2 separate regions of the Homo sapiens genome follow, and region 2 is linked to region 1. Evidence: read pairs that join two places in POLR2A ChIA-PET (ENCODE). Cell type or tissue: MCF 10A. All regions are shown on one strand.

Region 1 (8,000 bases):
CCTGTGACTTTTTGTCTTAATGACCCTAATGAAAGGGGTTTGGTCGGGAGCCCCTGGGGCTGAGGTTTGAGACAGTCCCGGCTCTGACCTGGTAAGCCACATGGCTCCAAAACAGGCCCTCCCTCTGAGCAGCAGGCACCTCAGTTCCTCCAGCCACACATCCTCTGGTTCTGTTTCCTCTGCATGGTAGTTTGGAAGGAGCTGCCTAGGAAGGTTTTCTGTGGGGTTTTCTCTTTTCCTACCATTACAATAACTAGGTGACGCATGTAACTCACTTTCTGCTTTCAAGAAGGAACTTCTCATTTTGCAGTGGAGACTGAGACTCTGTTTCTCTCTCACTACCCTTATTCTTGTCTGAGCTCTGTGTTTCCACACTCTCTCCTTTAGTACTTCCTCTTCTAAGCAAAATGTGAACATTCCCTAAGATGGGGTGGGCTACCAGCTTTCCCTTTCCAGCGTCTGTCCCATCTCCCTCCCCGGAGTTTGCACTGCTGGTGGCTTCAGCCACCGCCCCAGGCAGATGTTTGCCCAGTCTGCGTCCTGGACAATAACTCTGGCCCTGCTTCAGGCATATGCGTGCCTGGCAAGCCTGCTGCTGCCACACTGTGGCCTCACACTCAAAATAGGCCGCAAACAGAGCATGTCACAGGCAGCCCCAGGCCAGTGCCCTTTCAGACATCTCTGTTAATGCTACTTAGCCCTAGACATTAAAATCATTTTTGGATCTAGTGGACAAGGAGGAGAGGAGTGAATCAGTCACCAAGCTACATTCGTTCTCCTTTCAGAATCTCTCCCATTCATCCGTCTTCCTTTTCCCCTCCCACTTGAGACAGAGTGGATTGAAGCTTTCAGGGCTGAGGAAACACAGTGGTTTTCTCATTGCTCCCTTTACAGTTAGGCTCCTCTGCCCTCCAGTATTGTGCTAGAAACTTCTGTTCGATTATCCTGTTGCGTGGCGGTGAGTGGGAGGAAGAGGCTAGCCCTGACATGCTCAGGTCTCCTAGGGAGTTTTCGCTAACTACACACACACCACCCCTCTGGCAGATAATGCTTTACTGAGCCTGACCTGCTGATGTCAGTGTCACTGTGGGTATACAAAAAAGGCAGACCATGGAGAACTTTTGAATAAGAGTTACAGACTGTAAGCACCCAGCTCAGATTACATAACTCTGGCCTTGCGTGAGCTGCCCAGCTATCTGTCCAGTGTTCCTGCCTTTATGTTCCTAGCACAGCCATTGGCCCTACTAGATGGACAGTGAGTGAGCCTTGACAAACACGTCTGCACCTGTGCTCCCTGCCATGTGCTCCCTGCCCTGTGCTCCCTGCCCTGTTTCCAATATAAAATCGCCGACCGTTGATTGGGCTCACTTCAGCCCCCACTGATACAAGGAGGCTCCCTCTGTCCTCAGAGCACTTGCCGTTGCTTCTCTTATCCTTTGAGATTCAGTCACATACAGACTTTTAACATCCCTTTTTTTTTTTGAAATGGGCTCCTACTCTGTCACCCAGGCTGGAATGTAATGGCATGATCACAGCTCACTGCAGCCTTGACCTCCTGGGCTCAAATGATCCTCCCACCTCAGCCTCCCAAGTAGCTGGGGCCATGGGCATGCACCACCATGCCTGGTTAATTTAAAAAGTTTTTTTATTAAGATGGAAATCTTGCTATGTTGCCCAGGCTAGTCGCAAACCCCTAGCCTCAAGTGATCCTCTCGCTTCAGCCTGGGATTACAGGCGTGAGCCACTGTGTCTGGCCTGCCTTCTCATATTATTACACAAGATGTTTAAGACCACAAAATACTGTCTGGTCCTGCCAGCTAGACTGAGTTACTGGAAGGCAGAAATCGTGTTGCCGTCCTGCACGGCCCAGGCACAGTGCTGGGCACATGGGGAGGGTGGTGTCCCTCACACATGTGCTGCTTGATGACAGTAGTGGTAGAGGGGTCTGGAGGGTGAGTTGCTTCCCCCAGCTGCAGAACCATCATCTGCACACTCAGAACTAGCTTGTTGCCTCTGAGGTTCTATTTTATTTCTTCAGTGAGACACATCATTTCTCTGTTGGGAGTTGGGTATAGTCAAAATCACCTCTTCAAAAAGCAACTGTTTTCTCCTTTCTCCTGACAGCTGTACCTCCCACAAGGATTACCCCTTCCATGAAGAGTTTTGAAGCTGTGGTTGCCTGCTCGTCCCCAAGTGACCTATACCTGTGTTTCTTGCCTCATTTTTTTCCTTGCAAATGTAGTATGGCCTGTGTCACTCAGCAGTGGGACAGCAACCTGTAGAGTGGCCAGCGAGGGCGTGTCTAGCTTGATGTTGGATCTCAAGAGCCCTGTCAGTAGAGTAGAAGTCTCTTCCAGTTTGCTTTGCCCTTCTTTCTACCCTGCTGGGGAAAGTACAACCTGAATACCCTTTTCTGACCAAAGAGAAGCAAAATCTACCAGGTCAAAATAGTGCCACTAACGGTTGAGTTTTGACTGCTTGGAACTGGAATCCTTTCAGCAAGACTTCTCTTTGCCTCAAATAAAAAGTGCTTTTGTGAGCTTGGTTTTGTGAGCTTTGGTTTTTTAAAACAATAGCAACCTTCTATCTCACTTCAACCATCACTCTCCACATACCCATAAGGCAGGCCAGTCAGTGATGCAAAAGGAGTGAGGACTTGACTTTTCTACAAGTCCTCAACTGCAAGTTGGGGGCCCCTCACCCCAGTACTTTACCCATTTAGCTTTAGGGTTGTGGGTCTCATCCTGGCTGCACACCAGGTCACCTTTGGGGGCTTTAAGGCTGGTGATGTCTGGACCTCGCCCTGGAGGCTGATCTGATTGGGCTGTGATCAGGACAGCAGGAGTGTACAGGCTCTCCAGGTGATTCCAGGGTGCAGCCAAGGCTGAGCCACAGCTTTAGGGTAAACCCATGTTCGATTCCACAGATTCCTTGGTTGCTCCTTCTACGTATGAAGGCCGAGGTCGGTGTTTACTAAGCAGCACAACCTGAGAGAAATTGCTTTTCTGAAGCCTGTTGTCTAGACAAGAGGAAAGAAAAGCATAAATAAATGGCTTCCAATTGGATGAAGATGAAATAGGGCTACAAAATAAAGATTTTGAGGCGGAATGCTGTTGCTTCTTTTTGTTACCGTTTCTTTATCCAGAGTTAAGTTAACAAAGGCCAAGAAAGGAATGGAATAGACAAGTGCCGACTTGAAAGTTCATCAAGTTAGGTTGTTTTGTGGCTGCCCTTGTTTATTGGATAATTAGGACCCCCATGATCAAGTCACATTAACTGCTTTGCAGGTGATCTGTGTTTAAGATGCACCTCTAAAGGTATAGTTAATTGGGCAGTGGTGGTTCCTGGCCCTCACCCAGCGCTGGAGGGGCACACCTAGCCCCTCTGCGGCTGGGGTTGAGCCCGGTGGAGAACCCAGAGCCCCACTGCACAGGCTGCCCTTACTACCTGGCAGCCTTGGGCCTGGGTCCCTCATGGCATCTGCTGATCACAGTGGTCCAGTTTCCCCTGCCAGAGTAGGCAGGTCACACCTGTTAAACTGCAGACCTTATGTTGCCCTCTGATGATTAAGAGTAGATTTTAGTTTTGTTACAAAAGTTACGTCAAATCATCTGACCTGATCCCCACTCTGTTTCTCCAGTTGGCTTCAACACTCTTTGGAAAAACTTTAAGGTAGTCACTGGTAACAGTTTTTAAATCGGTTACCTGCCTTTTAGATCTCCGCTTAGTATAGACCATTGTAGCATGACAATTTGAGACTCAGCCCAGGAGCATAAACAAGATAAAAGGCAAGCTGTGCAACCTCCCCTCCCTACTTTCCAGCAGAACCCTCAGATTTTTTCTAAGGACTGCCCTTTAGGAGCCTTGCCGGCAGTGGAAGAGGAGGAAGAGAATTAAAGCATGCCACGAATGACAGGGAGAACAGCTGGTTCTGCATTTTGAAGCTCCAATCGTATTTTCAGTAGTCAGCGGCTTGGGCTCAGGTAAGGCCCGTTGCTTGTATGCTGAAAAGTGTGGCTTAAGGAGCAGAAGCTGAGGCTGTGGAGCTCAGTGGAACCAGCTTCATTCCACTAACAATTCATCCAAGGAGTGGATGGATGAGAGAAGGTCCGTGGATCAAGACAGGTGCTGCTTCATTCACCAATGGAGAGCTCCATTCTTCCTTCCCCTTGTGGAATCAAAACCGCTACACCTTCCTGGGCAGACTCCAGCCCAGCCTCAGGACTCTGGTGGACTCATCACGATGAATGAAGTCACCCTTCAGAGGGCAAAGTCAGTGGCAGTTATAGAACAATGGTGCTGGCCCCATCTCGGGACATTTGCCCCTGTGAAGTTGGGGGCACAACATACATTCATGAAGCAGTGGGGTTTTACCAAAATAATGTTCCAGCCAAGGAGCAGAATTGTTAAGATATTGAGACCAATGGAAATACAGAACAAAATATTAAATCACACGGGCAAGTAAGATCTGCATTGGAAAATCTCTGAACAATGCCTCCGGAGACGATTTCAAACAGCATCATTTTTCAGGATCTGATTTCAAAGAACAAGGTTTCTCAACACTATGTCCTTTATGTTGATAAAATTGCACAAACTGCTGTAGTGCAATGTCCTTGCTGCTCTCTGTCACGGCTTATCACGGGGCTCATTGGCAGGACCCTGGGAGGGTGCCCAGCCGGGATAAGCACAGTCAGTATTGGATTCAACCCAGGAAGATTTCCCTGGAGGGGCGTTCTGGGAATTCATGGCTCTCTAGGATCCAGCCCCCTAGGTTATACCGAGTCTTTCTGTCCCTTGAAGGCAGTGGAAGCAGCTGATGGCTCCTCAGGTCCTCTTACAGCCCCAAATCCCAGTGTACCCTGGGGTGCCAGCTTCTATTTTCCACACCCTTCTATCCAGTTTCTAGAATTCCACCTGGGCACAGAGTAAACTCTCAGTAATGTCAGTTGCATGAATGAGTGAGTGAGTGAACGTAGAGTTTTTCTTATAATGCCTATTAGAACCCCCAAGTTTTGAAATCAGTATATATTAAACCCAAATGCTAGCTGTTCAGTTCTGATCCTGGCCCATAATTCACTGAATGGTGGCCAAGAGTTCTAGGACTATAGACTCTTAATTGCAGTTCTAATTCATTTAATCTATCAGCCTTAATTTCCTCAACCTACAAAATGCCTGCCTCATTGTGGTGATGAAGACTGCATGAGATAAAAACCCCCTGTCCCAAGGCCTTGCACACAGTACTCAAAACATGCTAGCCATTATTGTTGATATTGTTAATATCATTATAATCAAATGTTGACAACAGAAGCAAACCTATCCAGCCCCTCAAGGCTGGCAGGTGATGCCCCAGGGGGGCAGAGCTATGCCCTGAAAGGGGCTTTTTCTCTGCAGGAACATCACGCCATTCTCACACAAAGGAAGGGATTCTCTGACACACTTATCAGTGAGCAGCACAGTTTTTGTTTCCTACCCCTAGGATTGTATTTCATGGCAAGAAGAAAATACTGCCCATGGGCTTATAAGAGTTATCTGTTTCATACTGATAGGTGGAATCAGAATGCGAGAGACAGAAAAGACTATAGGGGTCATCTAATCCATTGTTTTTCTAAGCCAGAGTTTTCAAATTTATTTTTGGCAGCAGGCTCCATTCTTCAAAAGAAAATCTACACGGGTCCTCAGTATGTAACACAGATACAGGCAGAGCTGCTGTGGTTTCCGTGGGGGAGGAATCTGGGAGCCAAGCCAGCAGAACCCCTTCCCACATTCCCCTCCACCCATGAGGATGCTGGAACAGTTTCAAAGTCTTGGAATCTAATGCTTTGCTTTTTGTTTGTTTTTAATACCTACAAGGATTTATTTCACACAGTTGCTGGTGTTCAGCAATTTTGGAGAAGCTTAGCTGGGTGGTTCAATATGAAGGCTTGACTGGGGCCGGAGGCTCTGATTCCAAGATGGCTCACTCAACCACTGGCAAGTCGGTACTGGGTATTGGCAGGGACGCTCATCTCCTTCTTATGTGTACCTTTTCCTAGAGCTGCCAGAGTGTTCATGACATAGTGACTGACTCTCCAAATGAGTGATTGAAGAGATCACAAAGTGGAAGCCACAATGTCTTTCATTATCTAACCTCAGAGGTCACACAGCATCATCTCCACAATAGCCTATTGGTAACAATGGTCAGCCCTAGCCACTGGGGACATCTCAGAGGGTGACTACCAAAATTTGCAACCTGAAAACTACACATTGTTTAGAAGGCATTCCAGAAGTAACTGTAAACATGAAAATGGTACTTCAAAAGAATATATGTTCAGATTAACAACAACAAAAACTCTGAGGATCAGAAAGATGAAGTGACCAACCAAAGCTCGCACTGCAATTTAGTGGCTGAAAGGGGCTAGAATCTTGGTCTGTGGAAACTAATCTGTGGCATTGCATCATATTATTACAATGACATTCCATTACAATAAAAATTATAGTAGCTTACACATGTATAAAGCTTTATTGCCAGGCCAGGCATGGTGGCTCACGCCTGTAATCCCAACACTTCGGGAGGCCAAGGCAGGTGGATCACCTGAGGTCAGGAGTTCAAGACCAGCCTGGCCAACATGGTGAAACCCCTTCTCTACTAAAAATAAAAAAATTAGCTGGGTGTGGTGGTGCGCACCTGTAGTCCCAGCTATTCAGGAGGCTGAGGCAGGAGAACCACTTGAACCCGGGAGGCGGAGGTTGCAGTGAGCTGAGGTCACGCCACTGTACTCCAATCATAGTGACAGAGTGAGATGCCATCTCAAAAAAAAAAAAAAACAACACTTTATTGCCAAGTAATCAAGGTTAACATCAACAGTGATAGGTTATGTTGATAGTATATAGTCATGATATGATGTTATGAGAATGACACTTGACCTCTATGATCTTCCTTCCAAAAACCAAAACCCTAGTCCAATCATGAGAGAAACATCAAATTGCAGTTGAGGGATATTCTACAGTATTTCTCAAAACCATCAAGGTAATCAAAAACAAGGAAAGTTTCAGAAACGGTCACATCCAAGAATAGTGGAAGCAGGGTGCCTCAATGTAATGGGGATGGGATCTTGGGATGGAAAAAGGACATTGGGTAAAAACTCTGGCAGTCTGCATAAAGCAAGGACTTGAATTAATAACATCAGTATTGGTTCATTATACTAAACGTACCATAGCAATATAAGATGTTAATTATTGGAAAGTAGATGTGGGATATATGGGCAATCTCTCTTCACAATTTTTCTGTAAATCTAAAACTATTCTAAAATAAAATGCCTTAAAAGAAAACTTTATAAGAGTGGTCTTTCTAAACAATAGCCAATATGTCTACCTAGATTACTTACCTGCTTTTAAAAATGCCTGCACCTTTTTTTAGATGAAGCAGATAAAATTATTAGCAAGGGTACCGATTTAAATGGCAGAATTACTAATTTTTTCCTTGGAGAACACATGTTTCTAAGCACATATGTAACATTTATGTTAATCAGTGATATGCTAGGCCAAAGTGCTGGCCTCAACAAATTTCAATGAACTCATATATAGATATTATTCCTCTGGCCACAATTACATAAAATTATTTAAAAAAATAACAAAAAGTAATGAAACTGCCCTCCACATGAATTTGGAAATTTTGAAATAGATTTACAATCAATTCAAAGGTTAAAGAAGAAAAAATAACAGCAAACACTATATATGGCATTTATTAATTACCTACGGCAATTTAATAAGTATTAATTACCTATTAAAGACCCAAACACAGTTTTAAGAGTTTTACATATTTTTCCAACCTCACAACTCTATGAGGTTGATTCTATTGCTATCCCATTTGCAGATGAAGAAACTGGGACCCACAGAGGATAAAGAACCTTCCCAAGATCATATAACTAGAAAATGGTGGAGCTGGGATTTCCACTTGGGCAGTCTGGCTCTGGAGTTCATCCACCAGTTCTGCTGGGCTGCCTCCTACTGTAGAAAACACA
Region 2 (8,000 bases), 86 kb after region 1:
TCCTGCAGAATCCACAGACCATCAGCCCACCCCCCACCCTTAGTGGAGGCCTTGACAACCATTTCTAGAATGACTATAGCATTCTCCTTGGGCAACCACAAAAAAAAGCACTTTTCTGTGTAACTGGAAAAGCTAAGGATTTCTAAAGCCTAGATATAGGGGTCATGTCGTACAAGGCCACACCCTTGGGTCAGGCAGTGTCCCTGTACATTGTCTACTTGTGCAGAATTTATGAGAACGTGAGAAACGCCAAATCTCCTCTTGTCTCCTTACTGTACACCTCCAACCTGAAATTCAGCATAATAGTTCCAATCTCTGTGTTTTTGATCACGCTACTCTCCCTGAGTAGAATCCCTCCCCGTCCTTGCCTCTTTATCCAATTTCCCCAGTTTGTATCCATCTTTATACTTGCTGTTTTTTTGTTTTGTTTTGTTTTGTTTTGTTTTTTGTTTTGAGATGGCGTCTTGCTCTGTTGCCTAGGCTGGAGTGCAGTGGTGTGATCTAGGCTCACTGCAACCTCCGCCTCCTGGGTTCAAGCGATTCTTCTGCCTCTGCCTCCCGAGTAGCTGGGACTACAGGCACCCGCCACCACGCCCGGCTAATTTTTGTATTTTTAGTAGAGACGGGGTTTCACTATATTGGCCAGGCTGGGCTCGAACTTCTGACCTGGTGATCCGCCCGCCTCAGCCTCCCAAAGTGCTGGGATTACAGGCATGAGCCACCGCGCCCGGCCTACTTGCTGTTATTTAATCAAGTTGAATGTAGAAGGCAAGCCATCTTAAAACTGCTTTCTTCTGGAGACTTTTGTTTGCAATTCCAAATCTTGCCACCAGGTGGTGGTGGCATGTTATTCTAGTTTCCAAGAGAACTAACTTCCTACCACGTGTCAGGCTGCACTGGGAGCCATCCCCACCTGATCTCATTTGATCCCACAGTGACCCTAATATTACCATCCCCATTTTACAGATGAGAAGATGGAAGCTCCAGAGTCCCGCCCAAGATCACACCACTCGTAAGAAGCATTAACTAGAGTTGTGAACCCAGGTCTGGCTTTAAAATCCCACGTTGTTCCCATTGAGCTCTGCTGTTGGAGGAGTTTCCTGAAAAGCCCCCTTACAATCTGCCACCTTTTCGTTTAATTGAGTGTGCCACACAGTTTGCCCTCCAATCAAGACTCTGTCTTGTTCCTGGCTAATCATATGGTTGGTCTTTCTGGCAAGGCTAACTCTCCCAGAGTCAAATGGTTAGCATAAACAATCAGATGTGGTCCTGGGGGTCTACCATGAATGACTAAGACACTCGGATCACTTGAGGAATTCCAAAGGTTTAGAGGCTCCCTTCCAGGAGCTGGGATAAGTCTGGATCTATGTTGGGATAAAGTTAATTCTTCACCGTACACACCTCTATGGCAAAATACAGTCTCCTGGGGCTCCTGTTCTCCACAATGTCTCAGAGTTCAGAAAAATCCTAACACCGAGCATAGTCCAAAATAATGGGGCCAAAATGTGAGGCTGTTTTGATCTGCCTCAAGCCAGGGGTAAATTTAGAGTACTTAATGAGCTATCTCTGATGCATACACTAGGGGCAAACTTCCATAAGTATAGTCTTTCTCTCAGCTAAGTTTTTGAGAGCTATTGAGTCAGTTTACACACCCTGATAACCATTGGAGAACAAGTATTTGATGCTATGGTTAAGCATCAAACTGTGTGCCTGAAGAGTCAAACCAAGTGGGAGGTAGGAGAATCGCTTGAACCTGGGAGGCGGAAGTTGCAGTGAGCCAAGGTTGTGCCATTGCACTCCAGCCTGGGCAACAAGAGCGCAACTCCGTCTCGGGGAAAAAAGAAATGTCAAATCAGCTGGGGTGAGACCACCGTCCTCTGATGAATGAGGACACTGACCTATAGGGATTGTCCTTACTTCAAACATGTGCAGGCTTGGAGTACCCCTGGCACCTAAATGGATTAAAAATACATTTGTCTCTCAAAAATGTATGGGCATATGTCAAATTAGCAGCATTCTTACTGCCAAGCAAATTTGCTAGGTCTATTTTTGAGTTGTAACACTTTGGCAATTAAAGTTATTCAGAACTCTTTTAAACTCTGGGAAACCTTGAAACTGTAAATGAAATGTTGTACGCATTGTTGTTTTTTAAGTTTCAACTATCAAAACTCAACAAACTTTAATGAATTTCTGAAAGCATCGCTATGAAGGTGAGAATGGGGAGACACCATTACCACTGGATCCATTTTGTACAAGTGGGTCTATTCCCAGCTGTGTATGATCGTTATGTAATTGGCATCCGTTGAGTGTGTGCAGTCCAGATGGGCCTGTGGAAAATAGTGTGCAAGCACCTGTCACTAGTCATCATAGGCAGGCTCTGTTAAGCTCAGATCTGAAGGCATTGGTCTGTCTCACCAGGTCTACGCTCTGCTATTCAAAGAAGCTTATAGCAGCTTCAGTGATTATATCAACTTCCCGTTTAATGTAGGAAGAGAGTAGATCCACCTAGTCTTATCACTTCCAAGGGTAAATATTACGTTGTTGGTGACAATAAAATTGGCAAAATGAATGTCCTCTTAGATGGCAGATGTTATCAAGATAGCTAGCTGCCCAGGGCTGGGCGTGGTGACTCACACCTGTAATCCCAGCACTTTGGGAGACTGAGGCGGGTGGATCACTTGAGGCCAGGAGCTCTAGACCAGTCTGGCCAACATGGCGAAACCCCATCTCTATAAAACATACAAAAATTAGCACAGCGTGGTGGTGCACACCTGTAATACCAGCTACCTGGGAGGCTGAGGCAGGAGAATCACTTGAACCCGGGAGGCGGAGGTTGCAGTGAGGTGAGATTGTGCCACTGCACTCCAGCCTGGGGGACATAGTAAGACTCCATCTAAAAAAAAAAAAAAAAAGCTGCTCAGTCACTCCCGTAAAAGCTGCCAGCCAGGATTCCTGCTCCCCTTCTCTTCTGTGCCAACAGCTTCATCGGGAAGTTGGCCACAGGGCCCTCTTCACAGCCTGTCTTATCCTAAGAGTGCAGCTTGGCCCAGGGCTCATTGTCTGCCAGATTTACTTTGCCCTCAACTTCCTACAGTCAAAAAAGAACTGCTCGGGCCAAACTGCTTCCTGGCAAATAAAGAAGCAAAGTCCACACGAGGAGTCTTTCTGGACCTTGTGACGTTTTTGTGTTTTGTGTTTTTGTGGTAATGTGGCATTGGAATGTTTAGCAATATGCCATTGTGCAACCTTCCAAACCCCACTGGGCATATGATCAGCAAAACACCAAAATTATTTTAATGCATAATCCTTGGTTCACTCTGTTGATTATTTAACTTTACCTGGGGTTGTTTGTTAACTTGGAAGAGGGTAATTACATGCATTCTACATTCCAGGGAACTGAACACTGTACCTTACCCAATACACAACAGGTGCATAATATAAGTTACATTAAATTCCCGTTGGGTTTTAAGTCAGCACATACTACATTAATGAATGTGAGTTGATTATACAATCCCCCCATGGGGTGGGCACCCTGAGAATGTTTCTTGTGATGTTAGAGTTTGGATATAAACAAAATCTTACTGATGTATTGTCCTTGAATGAACAGCCTCCATTTAAGCATGCGGGAGGGAGTTTGAAGGTGATCAGCAGAGATTCATATTGATGAAAGAAAGGAAATCATTTGAATTTAACATGGCAATTCCGGAAAAGTATTCCCATGTATGTGGGGCTGTCCTGGTCCTAGCATACCCTGGAACAAGTAGCTTCAGGGTGCATCCAGAGAAACCATAGAGCAGCTATAGCATCGAGCACATAAACCTTGAATATCATCTACCTGTACACTGCAAGAGGCAGCAGCTCAGGGAGCAGAGACCTCTGAGGCCCCCCGTGGTCATTCCTGTGATCGACACAAAGATGTGCCACAAGGTCAAGGAAGGACTTGTAGCCCAGCCCTGGGAAGTGTGGTCAGCAGACAGCCTCTAGCTGTCCGCAACTTCAAGGTCAGCCTCAGCTGTAGAGAGCTGCTCCCTCGCTGGAGGTCACAATTTCCCAGGGCAGCTGTGCCTGGTGGCTGAGCAGGGCCAGGATACAAGGCCAGCTATCATGGTGCAGCCCTAGCTCCATGGCTCTCCCGAGTGGCCTGGGTTTTCTGAGGCCAGCATCATCTAGGTTCAGCTCCTTCCTCTGCCCAGTACCCCTCCTTCTTTTTACGGAGGTTAATTCCTAATACACATTTGAAGCCCAGACTCTTATCTCAGCCACTGCTTCCAGAGAAGCCAGCCTGGGCAGTTGCACTCCCTGCCAGCAGCACCTCCCCTTGACAGCATTCTAGGGGGCATGAAGTTTTCACTGCTGAGAGGTAAAGAGAATACAGACTTGAGGCGCACACGGAAGCGCATTTGGATAGTCCCATTTTGGCACTGTCCCCAATTTTCTGTGGTTGGACCCTGATGTGAAAAACAAAAAAAAAGACACAGACCTAAAATTTTTTTATTATTATTTATTTATTATTGGGACAGGGTTTTACTGCAGTCACCCAGACTGGGTGCAATGGCACTATCTCTGCTCACTGCAACCTCTGCCTCCTGGGCTCAAGTGATTCTTATGCCTCGGACTCTCAAGTAGGTGAGGCTACAGGCTACAGGTGTGTGCCATCAAGCCCGGCTAATTTTCTTTTCTTTTTTTTTTTTTGAGATAAGGTTTCACCATGTTGCCCAGGCTGGTCTCAAACTCCTTGGCTTAAGTGATCTATCCGCCTTGGCCTCCCAGGCCTGAATTTTTAAAATCATCACACTATTTCATTTAGAAGAAACTGCATTGCAGATAGGAAAGTGGGGGGCTCACTATCAGAGGAAAGGGACCATTCACACCAATTCTTTTTTTTTTTTTTTTTTTTTTTGAGACGGAGTCGCACTCTATGGCCCAGGCTGGAGTGCAGTGGCACGATCTCAGCTCACTGCAACCTCTGCTTCCCAGGTTCAAGTGATTCTTCTGCCTCAGCCTCTGTTCACACCAATTCTTTACATAAAAATGACCGATTTTCAAGAAGCTCAACCTAAGATCCCCTCCAGGGCTATCCTGTGGAGGGCAGGGAGAGGAGCTCCCCAAGCTCTGATAGGAAGGGGCTAGGACCATTCTAGGTGAATCTTTCTAGCAAATTTCACAGAAGCTATTTGAAAACAGTATTGATTACATATACTAGAAAATAGTCATATCTGTTCAGAAAAATATTTGCAGGGAGTTAAACATGAAGAGTCTCTTCATCAGCTGATATTTTAAACTCCTTTCTCAAACTACTGACATAAGTATTGAGTCGTTATGGAGGGACTGGTGTATTTCTGGATTTAGTCAGGAGATTGAGATCAAAGATCCTGCTCTGTGTCATTTCAGATTCAGAGCCCATTTAGCATTTTTTTCATCTTGTCTTGACTCATAATTTGTTGCTTATATATTCACCTCCTCTGCTAGACCATAAAGCCCTTGAGGATAGAGATATTTTGACTTATTTTTGCACCCACCTCACTCCTCCATACCCGACTCCATGCACAGTGGAGTGCCCATGAGGTTGGCAATCATTAAACGAAAAGGTAACAAAGTTCAAGGAAAAGTGGCAAAACATTGCAGCTGTGCTTCATGCCAAGCCTGAAACGAGTGACAGAAAGTTCTACCGAAGGGGCCACAGCCATCCAGTTGGGCCAGTCTCTTTCCTGGCAGTATAACTTAGCAGGATGTTGAGATTTTCAACAGGTCTCAACAGGTCTGAAGATGGTCCTGCCATACATTCATTTGAAACCCACAAGAAGAACCTGCTCACTTGTTCATTGAGTTCACATGGTCCCAAGTGGCTCTGGGACACCTGGAACGGTCTGTGGTCCGGGCAGAGGGAGAAGGCGCTGGGGGCAGGGGTTTAGGGGCGCATATTGTAGGCAATATCCATGTTTTCCTAACTGGGACTTTGGTTGGTCAGGGGGATGTGTATGGATTTCCAGGTACCTAGGGACTAGAGATTCCTTAGGTCTCTTTCTCCCATGAAGCCTCTTCCTTCAGCCTTCCAAGCTGCCAGTATCCTCCTATCCTTCTGTGACCACCAAGTTTTCTAAGGCAGAGAAAATTACATTCTTTTTTAAACAATGAGTGCATCTAAATTCCAAACCACACTCTCCACATTTATATACATTACGTATATATATTACGTATATATACATTACGTATATATACACACACATATAATGTTATGTAAAATATATATAATATGTATTTCATTAGTGATACACATTATTCTAGAAAAGAGCACATTTTTATATGAATTGTTTCAGACATCTTTCAATACAAATGTTAATTAACATTGTTTTATTTTAGAAAAATATACTTTTTACTTAATGTATTTAGATCAACTTTTTAACTTAATGTATTATACTTATATAATATATATTATATATTTATAATTTACTTTTTTACTTTATAATGTACTTGGATGAACTGTCCATGTCAATAGATAAACGTTGCTGTCTTTTTTAATGCCTGCAGATAATTCTATCCTATGGATGTAGCATAATTTGCTTAGCAAACCTTATTGCTGCTATTTAGACCATTATCTATTGTTCATTGTTTTTTGTTTTTGTTTTTTGAGACAGAGTCTCGCTCTGTCATCTAGGCTGGAGTGCAGTGGCATGATCTCAGCTCACTGCAACCTCCACCTCCCAGGTTCAAGCAATTCTCCTGCCTCAGCCTCCCGAGTAGCTGGGATTACAGGCACGCACCACCACTCTGTTGTGCTGTCCTTCTGAGTGAGCCTTTTTTTTCTTGCAGCACATACCCCACCCTGGCTCACCCAGCATCCTTGCTCATGGCTGCCTTCCTCCTAACCTCTGCCACCACTAGAAAATTAGCCTGGCTAATTTTGTATTTTTTTAGTAAAGATGGGGTTTCACCATGTTGGCCAGGCTGGTCTCAAACTCCTGACCTCAGGTGATCTGCCCACCTCAGCCTCCTAAACTGTAGGGATTACAGGCGTGAGCCATTGCTGAAAATAGTTCCTAGTAGCTTGGAGGAGAAATAATAATATCTTCATGGTTCACAGTTTGTGAAACACTTTCATATGTATTGTATCATCAAATGCTTCTACCAACCAGGTGAAGTAGATATTTCAGAAAAAGGAGGCTTAGAAATGTTGCAACTTGCCCAAGCTGGGTGGGAAAATTGTGTCTCAAAGCCAGGATTTCTACCTCTAAGAAAATGACCTAAATGGATCAAAAGGACAATGTGGATGCAAATGTCATTTGATTGAAAATTATTGTCTTGCTCATTCACAATTTTAGCCCATTGTGGGGTTATTTTGTAACCTTTATTGCATTTTTAGGAAATTCTGTCAAATTTCAGAGTTCTTTGGAGGCAGCTTCAACCCTTTACTTACAATTCATTCCCAACCAACGATTCCTGGCCTGCCGTATTTATAGTTGGAAATTATTGAAACAAACAAAATGTCCAAACACAGAGGGTGTTTTAGGTGAACCTAAATATCCTGGCTTGCTGCTGGAGTATGGAGAATTTCCCTGTCCTGTGTTCACTCGCTTGAGCAGTCTGAATGGGAATTCCCCAGCAGCACCCGTCTCAGCCTCACTCATCCAGGGGCGGGGGGGTCCATGGGCCACGTGACCATGGCAATGACAGACTCCCTGCTCAGAACTGCCTGTCCTCATTGATGGGGGAGCAGCCATTTGGTCACATGTGTCACTAACACCGGGTATTATGTGATGTGCTAAGAATAAAAAATTAAGTTGTAAAATAACAAAAACATCCACCGCCTTCCCTTTTCCTAATTTGAGCTGGAGACCAAGGCAATCTTTTTATCCTAAGCAAGATTTAATATACTTTTCCTTTCTCCTCTCCTATTCCCACCCTGTTGCATTGCATGTTGTATGCACACACATGTGCACACACACATTTGTGAGCCCCAGTCCTTACTTGACAGAAAGGATTTAAAATGAAAAAAGATGTGG

What was found. ChIA-PET counts read pairs that join two places held together with the same protein. Peaks named below come from ENCODE experiments on the same cell type or tissue, not always from the same donor. Only the 100,000 strongest peaks of a DNase experiment are listed, where the experiment ranks them.
Region 2: POLR2A ChIA-PET joins it to region 1 with 5 read pairs; 5 of 35 experiments call an interaction of 5 or more read pairs at or near these places.

What each region holds. Positions count from the first base shown.
Region 1 is chr7:134,436,895-134,444,894 of GRCh38, reverse strand. AKR1B1 (aldo-keto reductase family 1 member B) reads left to right here. Exons shown (of 10, transcript NM_001628.4): 10 at 2,125-2,539. The coding sequence ends at 2,167. Among named protein-coding and RNA genes, the nearest start is that of LINC03060, 8.5 kb to the right of the region's middle. In MCF 10A, a CTCF peak has its summit at 599; no DNase peak of the experiment used is centred here.
Region 2 is chr7:134,351,261-134,359,260 of GRCh38, reverse strand. No RefSeq gene overlaps it. Among named protein-coding and RNA genes, the nearest start is that of SLC35B4, 38 kb to the right of the region's middle. In MCF 10A, a CTCF peak has its summit at 835 (motif pointing right); DNase peaks (open chromatin) are centred at 840 and 3,120.